Linked DNA regions of Homo sapiens: regions 1 and 2 are each linked to region 3. A link is a contact called in ENCODE Hi-C or POLR2A ChIA-PET data. All regions are on one chromosome and are shown on one strand. The core of a region is the stretch at or near the end of the contact, and the rest is flanking DNA. Distances in the headings are between cores, read along the strand shown.

Region 1 (2,976 bases), core at 64-2,563, 230 kb before region 3:
AGGAGACGAAAAATTCCTTTCTGCAGTTTCTCTTCTGTGAAAGGGCTAAGGACAGAGTTTGCTTAGTAGGTAATGTTGCCTTTAAGTACAGTGGTGTATTTTTATTCAAGATTGTGCTCTTTTATCAAAATCCTATGGAAATAAATGTTCTGGGATCATTAAAATAAAAAAAATAAATAAAATAAAAAGGTGCCTTAGGCCAGACACGGTGGCTCACGCCTGTAATCCCAGCAATTTGGGAGGCCGAGGTGGGTAGCTTACCTGAGGCCAGGAGTTTGAGACCAGCCTGGCCAACATGGTGAAACCCAGTGTCTACTAAAAATACAAAAATTAGCCAGGGATGGTGGCACACGCCTGTAGTCCCAGCTACTGGAGAGGCTGAGGCAAGAAAACTGCTTGAACTTGGGAAAGGAAGGTTGCAGTGAGCTGAGATCATGCCACTGCACTCCAGCCTAGGTGACAGAACGAGACACTGCCTTAAAAAAAAAAAAAAAATTTACACACACACAATTAAATAAATAAAGAATACAAAGATTAGCTGGGCGTGGTGGCACACGTCTATAATCCCAGCTACTCGGCAAGCTGAGGCATGAGAATCTCTTGAACCTGGGAGGCAGAGGTTGCAATGAGCCAAGATTGCGCCACTGTACTCCAGCCTGGGCGACAGAGTGAGACTCGGTCTCTAAATTAATTAATTAATTAATTAATTAAAATAAATAAAATGAAATTGTGCCTGGTTCACAACCAGCCTGGGCAACACAGCCAGACCCCGTCTCTATTATTTAAAAAAAATATATATATATATATATAAATAAAATCTATATATATTTCTTTTTATATATATATATATATACACACACACACACATGAAAAGAAAAAAAAAAATGGTACCTGAACTTTCCAGGACAGGAACAGGTGTTGGGATTCTCACGGAGAGAACACAGGGCCTAGCACCCTCAGCAGGCCACCTGCTCCTGCTGTCTGATGAACTTGGACCCGACAGCCCTTCCTAATGCCCCTCATCCCACCTTGGCCCTTTCCTCCCCAGCTCCACCTGGGGGAAGTCTAGGGAACCAAGCTAAGCCATTCCAATAGCAAACCAGGAACTGAAAACCTAGTAGCTTACGGTCAAGGCAACTCAAAGCCACACGGTGGCAACAGCAGCTCAGGGACCAAACTCCATCTCAGGTTTCTCAATCCCTCTACTCCTACCTGCCTGCAGATACCCATGCCAGCACCCCTATGTCAAGAGTCCCAGAAAGGGTGGCCAGGCCAGCTTGCCAGAAGACCCCAGACAGTGAGCGGCACTGATGGAGAGGCAGCCTCCCTGCGGCCCCAGCCCAGGCATCAGGGTCCCACCTTGTTGTTGCCCAGAGACCACTGGCCAAAGTGCTCCATCTCCTCCACCAGCTCATCACAGGCCACCTCCGTGAAGATGGGGAACCAATAGACATCCGGGCAGGGCTGGGGAGGGCAGGGACTCAGTCAAGGGGGTCCACAGTGGCACCACAGAATCCTCCTTCCTCTTCAGGGCCACACACCCAAGCCAGGGAGCCCTCCCAGTGTCCCCGGGGAGCAGGGCCTTGTCAATCCTGGAGAGACTGAGTGGGGAGGAGGAGGCAGAGCCCAGAGACAGACTTTCCCAGCCGAGGTCACAGAGCTACCAGCGCCAAGGTCAGACAGAAACATGGGCATGGAGGGAGGGAGGGGGCAGAGGCCCCAGGCTCGGGGGAAGCAGACATTAGTGAGTGGAGAGAAGCAGCCACTCCCCGAAGTGGTCCAGGCATGGTGGGCCACAGTGGCCATCACATCCAGGATGTTTTCCTCCTTCCTGCCTGGGCCAGGTAGAGAGGCCCTGCAGACTCCCACAGCCTCCAGCAGGAAAGTGCCAACAGGTAGAGGGGCCATCCTGCCTCCCCCCACCCCCATCCCACCACCCCCCACTCCCATCCCGCCGCCCCCCCATTCCCATCCCGCCACCCCCAACTCCCATCCTGCCGCCCCCCAACTCCCATCCCTCCACCCCCAACTCCCATCCTGCTGTCCCCCACTCCCCAGGGCAAGCAGTTTCCCTTCTGTGCCCTGCCCCCTGCAGCAGGCAAGGCTGGTCCAAGAGGGTGTCCATGGCCCTTACCGTCTCCACCAGCTTCCCTGCCAGGGCTTTGGTGTAGTTCTGGTGGATGTACTTCTCCTTCCAGTCCTGTGGGAAGTGGGAAGCAGGCTAGGGTCCTCACCATTGGCTCAACTGCCAGGGATGCTCAGAGCAGACCCCTCAAAGTGGGAGTGAAGGTGTACGTGCTTGACAGAGGCAGGTGTTCACCTGCACCCACTGGGTGCGTGTGTGTTGTCTGGGTGCACAGGTGTGCCCATAGGAGGTGGTGTTTGCACATGTATGTACATGTGTGTGCTTGTGTGTATATGTCTGTGTGCAGGCATGTGCTTACACCCATCAGCTGTGAGCTCCCAACGTCTAGAAACAGTTACAACTGTCTCCCCTTCTGATCATCACAACACCCTCATGGGTAAGACAGGCTGGGACAGTATACCCATTTTGGAGCTAAGATAACTAAGGTCCCCAAAGCTGGAAGGCTCAACTAAGTCCCAGATGATGGCAGATCTAGGCCACAAACCCAGGCCTCTTGAGTCCTGGTCCCTCCTCCAATAGATGGTGTTGCCTCTCTGGACACCCTTCTCTCCCTACCCAAATCCTGCCCTATAGCCTCCTGGGGTGAAGGGAGGGTGGCAGGTGGCCTACAGGGGTCCTGGCTGTTGTAAGACTCTGAGAGGGAAGTCCCTCCGACTGCAGGATCACTGGGCCCCTTTGCTCCCAGCCCCTATGTGCCCACCCTGGCCTCACCTCGGGGTTGCTGAACACCTCCCAGAGGTCGTTGTGCAGGTGGGTGGTGCGGTAGCTGTCTAGGGAGAGCAGATGGCCAAGGGTGTGCCGGTTGGTCAGGAACATGAACACATCCTGGG
Region 2 (2,961 bases), core at 332-2,831, 150 kb before region 3:
CAAACCCATACAAGGCCTTGGACCTGTGCTCACCAACTCAGATCACGGGGATGCAGGGGGTTCACCTTCTCCAAGGAAGGGCCAGGGACACAAGAGAAAACAGGGAGCTATTTTGAGAAGGTGTCAAGGCTGGGACACTAAAATTAGAGGCTTGGTTCCTAAAAAGACATTGGCGCCAACCGAGGCCTTGAAGAGGGGCTCTTCAGCACGGAATGTGACCCCAGGAAGCACGCTCACAATTCTGGACAATGAGGTCAGCCTGCAGGGCGCATGGGACCGCCCAATGGCCGGTGGGCATGGGCACCTCTCCCCCCGCCAGCCCCACCTGCAGAATGCTGGAACTGGCTCCAACCGCTTCCCGTCTGCACTGAGCCAGCGCAAGGGCGAGCGGACAGAGCCTCATGTTCCCGGTGCTGCTGCCCTTCCAGGCTGCCTTCCTTTTTTGACTGTCCTTTTGGCTTCTTATGCTTTTGGCTCCATTCTGGATGTGCGTCATGGGGTGGGATGCAGAAGCAGCAGCCAGCTTGGAGGCTGGTGTTCCCGGAGGCTGAGGGCGGGATGGGGGGAAATATGAACCAGGAAAGGGCCTGGTATCCCCAGCCCAGATGGGCCTAGGCTGCTGTCCCCCAGGGACAGAGAAGCTCAAGACTTTCTTTTTTTCTTTTTTTTTAGGCAGAGTCTTGCTGTGTCTCCCAGGCTGGAGTGCAGTGGCACGATCTCAGCTCACTGTAACCCCCATCTCCCAGGTTCAAGCGATTCTCTGCCTCAGCCTCCTGAGTAGTTGGTATTATAGGCATGCGCCACCACACCCCACTAATTTTTTGGATTTTTTAGTAGAGATGGGGTTTCGCCATGTTGGCCAGACTGGTCTCGAACTCCTGACCCCAAGTGATCTGCCTGCCTTGGCCTCCCAAAGTACTGGGATTACAGGTGTGAGCCACTGTGCCCAGCCCAAGACTTTCTTTCTTTGTCTCCTCCTCTGGCCTCAGAGGAAGCTGGGGAAGTCCTTACAGAGCCGACTTCCTGGGGTGAGGCGCCAAAGGGCTCTTAGTCCCGCTGCTCGGAGATGGAGGCGACCCCTCTCCCTCCTCTCAGGGCCCCGGCCTGGAGTCCAAGGCTTCATCATTTGCCTTTCCTCTTAGCCCAAGGTGTTTTCCCTGGAGAGGGAGGGTGGCAAATTTGATCCTGTCCCCACACTCCTGTTTAAATTCCCTTAGCGACTGCTCATGGCCCTGGGATGGGGTCTGAATTTATCACCGTCCAGAAGGCCCCACAAATTCCAGCCCTGCCCAGCTCTCACTCCAAGCCCTAGACCCGTGACCATCTCTCCTGTTTTCCAACACACCAAGTTCACACCCTCTCCTCCTCGCCCAGCTGAGTCCCACTTACTCAATGTAATGTGAGACAATGGAAATGTCCCTTCCCTAGAGAGGCCTGCCCAGGCCAGGACATTAGGCTCAGGCTTATTGCCATCTGTTCTTGTAGGACCGTTTTTGCTGTGTGCTGGTGCTCCCCATCAGAACATCAGCTCCATGGAATCTGCCTGCTGTTGTAACTCCAGTGCTTGGCACAAAGCCGGGGCTCAGAGATACACGTTGCCCTCGTTGAGGTGGAAACCAAGAGGGAAGTGCCCTGGTCACTCTTGGACAATGGGGGCCTAGAAATGCAGGGAGGTGGCTGTCACAGACAGGCTACCTGGGCAAAGGAGACTTGGTCTACCAAAGGAGGCCAGAAGGATGACACCATGGGAGGGTGCACTGCTGGAATGGGGCTTGGGGACAATGTCCACCGGTCTCACCCACAGGGCTGTCCGTGGCTCAGCGGTCAGCCCCAGCAGGTCCCCTGTCCTGCCCTGCTCTTTAGCCTGACTCCGTGGCACCTCTCCGAGACCAAAGCCGACAAGCAGATGGGCCTTGAATCAGGCTCGGAGGGTGAGCTGGGGTTTCCGTAGCAAAGGTAGAGGGAAGTGCTCAGGAAAATGATGAACATGTTTCCCCAAAAACTGGCATAGTTGTTCCCCTCAGAACCCCCATACTGTCTCCTGGATATGAGTAGAGATGGCTCAGTGCCTGTGGGGGCTCAGAGCCTGACCCTCCCTACCCCAGGTCCCACTGTCACATGCTTAGGCTTGTTAAACACTCAGACGGGTGCGGTGGCTCATGCCTGTAATCCCAGCACTTTGGGAGGCCGAGGCGGGAGGATCGCTTGAGTCCAGGAGTTTGAGATCAGCCTGGGCAGCATGGCAAGACTCCGTTTCTATTTTTTTAAATTAAAAAATTAAAAATTAAAAATAAAAATAAAACACACCCAGAAAAGCTGTGTTGAGTTGAATGGGGCTGCATCAGCTTTGCTTGGCTGGCTCTCTCCCAGCTCCTGCTAAGACACATTTGTCTGGGGCAGTTCTGGTTTACATCCATCCATTGGGGGGCTTTTTAACACAACCCATGTCATACCAACGCATCCTGGTTTGGAATTTATGTTACATGGTTATGCTATTAGGTCTAAATATGTTCATATGGAATTATCTCTAAGACAATTTAGTAATTAAATAACTTAATAATTTAAGTAGTACAAATATGCAAAAAAATTGCATGTGCTTGTGCTGTAGAGGAAAATTCATGAAGGAGGCATAAGAAATTGATCAGCGATGCCTGGGAGGGGAGTAGGTGGGAGCTGAGGGACTGGGAGTTCGATGGGAGGGAGTTACCTTTAATTGTGCGTCCTCTTCTATATATACAGGATATATAGAATCATATGTATATACATATATGGGTGTGTTTTTCTTGTTTTTTGTTTTTTGTTTTTGTTTTTTTTTTTTTTGAGACAGAGTCTCACTCTGTCACCCAGACTGGAATGCAGTGGCATGATCTCAGCTCACTACAACATCTGCCTCCCGGTTTAAGCGATTCTCATGCCTCAGTCTCCTAATAGCTGGGACCACAAGTGCACACCACCATGTCC
Region 3 (3,410 bases), core at 356-2,855:
AAGCCCCAAAGAGACTAAGCCCTCCCAAAGGACAGAAACAGCCAACGTTAAAGTCAGCCCTAAGCTGGTACCCCAGAAAGGACCTGGCCCTGGAGTCTGATCCCTATGGGTTCAAATCCTGATATTGCCACTTACTCCCCGTGGGACCTTGGCAATTTACCCAGTCTAAGCTGAAGTTTGCTCATCTGTAAAAAGATGACCATATCAGCTTTCTCATAAGGCTGCCTTGATTAAATAACCTGGCACACCACAGAAGCCCATAAATTAGAGCTCTGTCCCTCCCACTGCCCTCACCTGATCCTCTGTCAGCAATTATTTTAAGCAAATCCCTCATCAGAGAAAAGGCAGTTGGTGTTAACCCCACATTGCCTGGAATAGAGTGCATATTGATACCAACAAGCCTCGGCTGCTGTCACGTAAATTTCTTCCCAGCTGAACGTTCCATCCAAGCCCATTCCCTTGCTCCAGCCATGTCTCCCCACCACCTTTGACTGGAAGCTTCAGGAAGGTTTGCTGAAGCAAGTATGATTAAGAAGGGAAACATGCCTATAGCAAGTCATAGCACAGATGTTGTGTAATAATAAAGTGTATTAAGCCATTGTTTTGTAACCATCTATTTCTCAGGTTCCTTTAGTCCCAGACACCAACAGGGAGCTAAATGCTCTGTCATTCATGAGTAAGAGGACATTCCTGGATATTGCCTCAAAGGAGGCTGCACTAAGACCCAAAATGGCCGGTTTGGTCCAAGGTCCACACCTTCCTGACCAAAACTACAGCCCCTAGCCCCTCTAATGCAAATGGAGCCCAGACACGTGGGCGGCGGGGCTGGGCGGGGAGAAAAAGAACAGCCGCTGGCACCCAGACCCGGACTGAGCTCACGGCTCGGGAAATGAAGACACCACAGGAAGCCCTGCAGTGTTTTCCCCAGTGCACAAAGTTGGGGTTTTCTGCTTTTAAGTAATTTCTGTTGGAGTTCGCGCTTCTTGATTATGAAATAAGGGCGCTGGATGTGTAAACTTTATAAAACCAACTGCTTGGGAACATCTGATTTCCTTAACCCGACTTAGCAAACAAGGAGGCTCCTGAAACGGTGCTGGGACCCGGGGGGCAAGCCCAGTCCCTGACCCCGCGCGGGGGAGGTGAGCCGCCTACAAGCCCCTCCCGCGCACCTTCCTCCTCCTCCAGGGGAATTCTGGGCGTGCAGGCAACAGCAATGCTGGGACCGGCGCTGCCCGCTGGGAGGGTCTGAGTCCGGGAGGGGGCGGCCCTTGCCCTCCGCTGCCACCTCCCACGGCCCCTCAGTGTCGCCCTGCTGGCCTGTGCCTGGATCACTCTCCCTGCTGTGGCCTGCCTGCCCATCTCCTTCTTGCGTGGGGTCTGTACCTTCCCTTCCTCCCTACCATCCCTCTTTCCCCAAAACTCCGGTCCTTCCTCCCACCTTCCGGGAAAATGCAAATGTCCCACTTCCTCCCGCAAAGGGGACCCTCCCCCCAGCCCGTCGCCACCTTCAGGTTCACAGCAGGCAGCTCCATCCCGACTCAGGCCGAGGGCACCTGCGCCGCAGCCGCGGGGGGCTCCTAGGCTCCGAACTCGGGGAACAAACTTGCCCGGCCCCGCCCCGCCCCGCCCGTTGCGGCCACTCCAACCCCAGCGCAGCTCAAGACCACGTGAAACGGGCTGGAGCGGGTCACGTGACCGCCGCTTGGTTGCTAGGAGACGGCGTCGGCAGCTCGCGCCTTCAGCCAAGCTCCAGACTCCCGCCACCGCCCAGGCAGTACTTGGGGGCCGCTGGCGAAAGTTGGAGTTTCTGTCGCCCAGGGCGTATCCTGCCTGGCTAATATTCCAGGAAGCGGACTGTTCGGACTGCCTGCAGCCAGGACAACTGGGGGACCGTCCAGGCGCAAAGTGCTGATGTGGCAACAGCTTGTGTCTCATCCTTGGGGGCACCCTCTCTCCTTCCCACTTCCCTGTGTAAATGGGCTATTTAGGCTACCTACCTCATATGATCCTTATGAGGATTAAATGAGCTAACTGCTGTTGTTAAAGAAAACGTTATTGGGACTGTTGTTAAACCAGTACTGTTCAAGACTTGCTGTAGGGTTATTGCCATGGAGTGAGAGTTTGGGCTCAACACCGAATACAACAAGGACCAAGGAGGGATTTATAGCCAGAGCAGAATGAGGGAGCAGGAATGGAAGATTCCTAGGAGGAGACATCAAGGATGGGGGAGTTCTTGCTAACTTAGCAGGACTCTTGCTGAAACTGGTTTATTATGCAGGCTCAGGCCCAGCAAGGACAGGAAGACACAGAGGTCCAAGGCCGAGGCCTAGTCAAGATGAGGACTCAGAGGAGTCTAACTACGGTTTGTTCTAGGAGAGAACAGTGCCCGGCACTTAGTAAATGGGCAGGACACACAAGCTATTGTTATTACCAACACAAGATGAGGCTGGGCGCAGTGGCTCACCCCTGTTATCCCAGCACTTTGGGAGGCCAAGGAGGGTGGATCACCTGAACTCAGTAGTTCGAGACCAGCCTGGCCAACATGGTGAAACCCCGTCTCTACTAAAAATACCAAAATTAGCAGGGCATGGTGGTGTGCACCTGCAGTCCCAGCTACTCAGGAGGCTGAGGCACGAGAATTGCTTGAACCGGGGAGGCTGCAGTGAGCCGAGATCACGCCACTACACTCCAGCCTGGACGACAGGGTGAGACCTTGTCTGGGAAAAACAAACAAACAAAAAGCAACACCTGAGGAGCCAAATTGGTGGGAGCCCACTTTAATCAGCATACCAAAAGTTTTAGAAAACTCTAGCTGAAAAACCATAAGAAATTCCTCCCCCAATTGTACATGAGGAAAGAAAGGGCTGTCTCCTGCCTCACCTGGCACCTCCCTTAAAGATTGTTGACCACCACATCCCCCCACCGCAACAAGAACATTAATCCGCTCTACCTCCAGGTCCCTTCCTAACATCAACTTTCCTTTAGAGAACACCAGCTTTTGTTTAGTGTCACCTAGGTATGGAAACCTTCAGGGTACACCTGAGCACTTGGTCTTATTCCTAGGGTGGGGGAAACCAGGTGGGAACCTACAAAACTGCCTGGGTGAGTCCTTAGATAATACCAAGACCCATAGTCTCTCCAGATGCAAAGAAAGGGTTTCTCTGGATGGATGAGGAGAGTTTTGCAGGGCTGCAGGGCCCATAGGCCTAACTTAATGCCCTCTTAGGAGGCACAGATCCCCCCAGTCTAGGGGTAAATTAGAGACCAGCCAAATGGCTACATCCAGTTTGATTTAGGACTGGTTGCTATTATTATTATTAGTTCATTATTGGTAATTAATTATTGTTATTAGTAAAGTACTTAGAAGAGAGTAATTTCTCAGTAAGCAGTCAATATTAGAATATTATGTT

Evidence for each region. A loop is a pair of places that touch in the nucleus more often than their neighbours do. ChIA-PET counts read pairs that join two places held with the same protein, here RNA polymerase II (POLR2A). Pooled maps may share reads with other maps.
Region 1: a pooled map shows a loop between it and region 3 (2.8-fold over the local background). The contact joins the enhancer-like site here to the promoter of AGTRAP in region 3. A Hi-C loop is called at or near these places in 5 of 50 pooled maps. POLR2A ChIA-PET finds 5 or more read pairs at or near these places in 2 of 52 experiments (HEK293 and HEK293T).
Region 2: a loop to region 3 is called in a map of gastrocnemius medialis, with 4 times the contacts of the local background. The contact joins the enhancer-like site here to the promoter of AGTRAP in region 3. A Hi-C loop is called at or near these places in 2 of 168 maps with a recorded cell type or tissue (PC-9 and gastrocnemius medialis) and 4 of 50 pooled maps. POLR2A ChIA-PET finds 5 or more read pairs at or near these places in 3 of 52 experiments (AG04450, GM10248 and naive thymus-derived CD8-positive, alpha-beta T cell).

The regions. Positions count from the first base shown.
Region 1 is chr1:11,965,475-11,968,450 of GRCh38, reverse strand. It overlaps PLOD1 (procollagen-lysine,2-oxoglutarate 5-dioxygenase 1), which reads right to left. Exons shown (of 19, transcript NM_000302.4): 14 at 2,858-2,971; 15 at 2,135-2,200; 16 at 1,360-1,464. Among named protein-coding and RNA genes, the nearest start is that of MFN2, 13 kb to the left of the region's middle. RefSeq lists enhancers at 1,033-1,533, 1,534-2,034. Within about 2 kb of position 1,313, at least 2 of the 41 ENCODE cell types and tissues checked have a DNase peak (open chromatin) inside an H3K27ac peak, as active enhancers do.
Region 2 is chr1:11,884,633-11,887,593 of GRCh38, reverse strand. No RefSeq gene overlaps it. Among named protein-coding and RNA genes, the nearest start is that of RNU5E-1, 22 kb to the left of the region's middle. RefSeq lists an enhancer at 1-2,123. Within about 2 kb of position 1,581, at least 5 of the 41 ENCODE cell types and tissues checked have a DNase peak (open chromatin) inside an H3K27ac peak, as active enhancers do; they include gastrocnemius medialis, where a contact is called at or near this core.
Region 3 is chr1:11,734,331-11,737,740 of GRCh38, reverse strand. It overlaps AGTRAP (angiotensin II receptor associated protein), which reads right to left and starts at 1,605. Exons shown (of 5, transcript NM_020350.5): 1 at 1,506-1,605. The coding sequence starts at 1,532.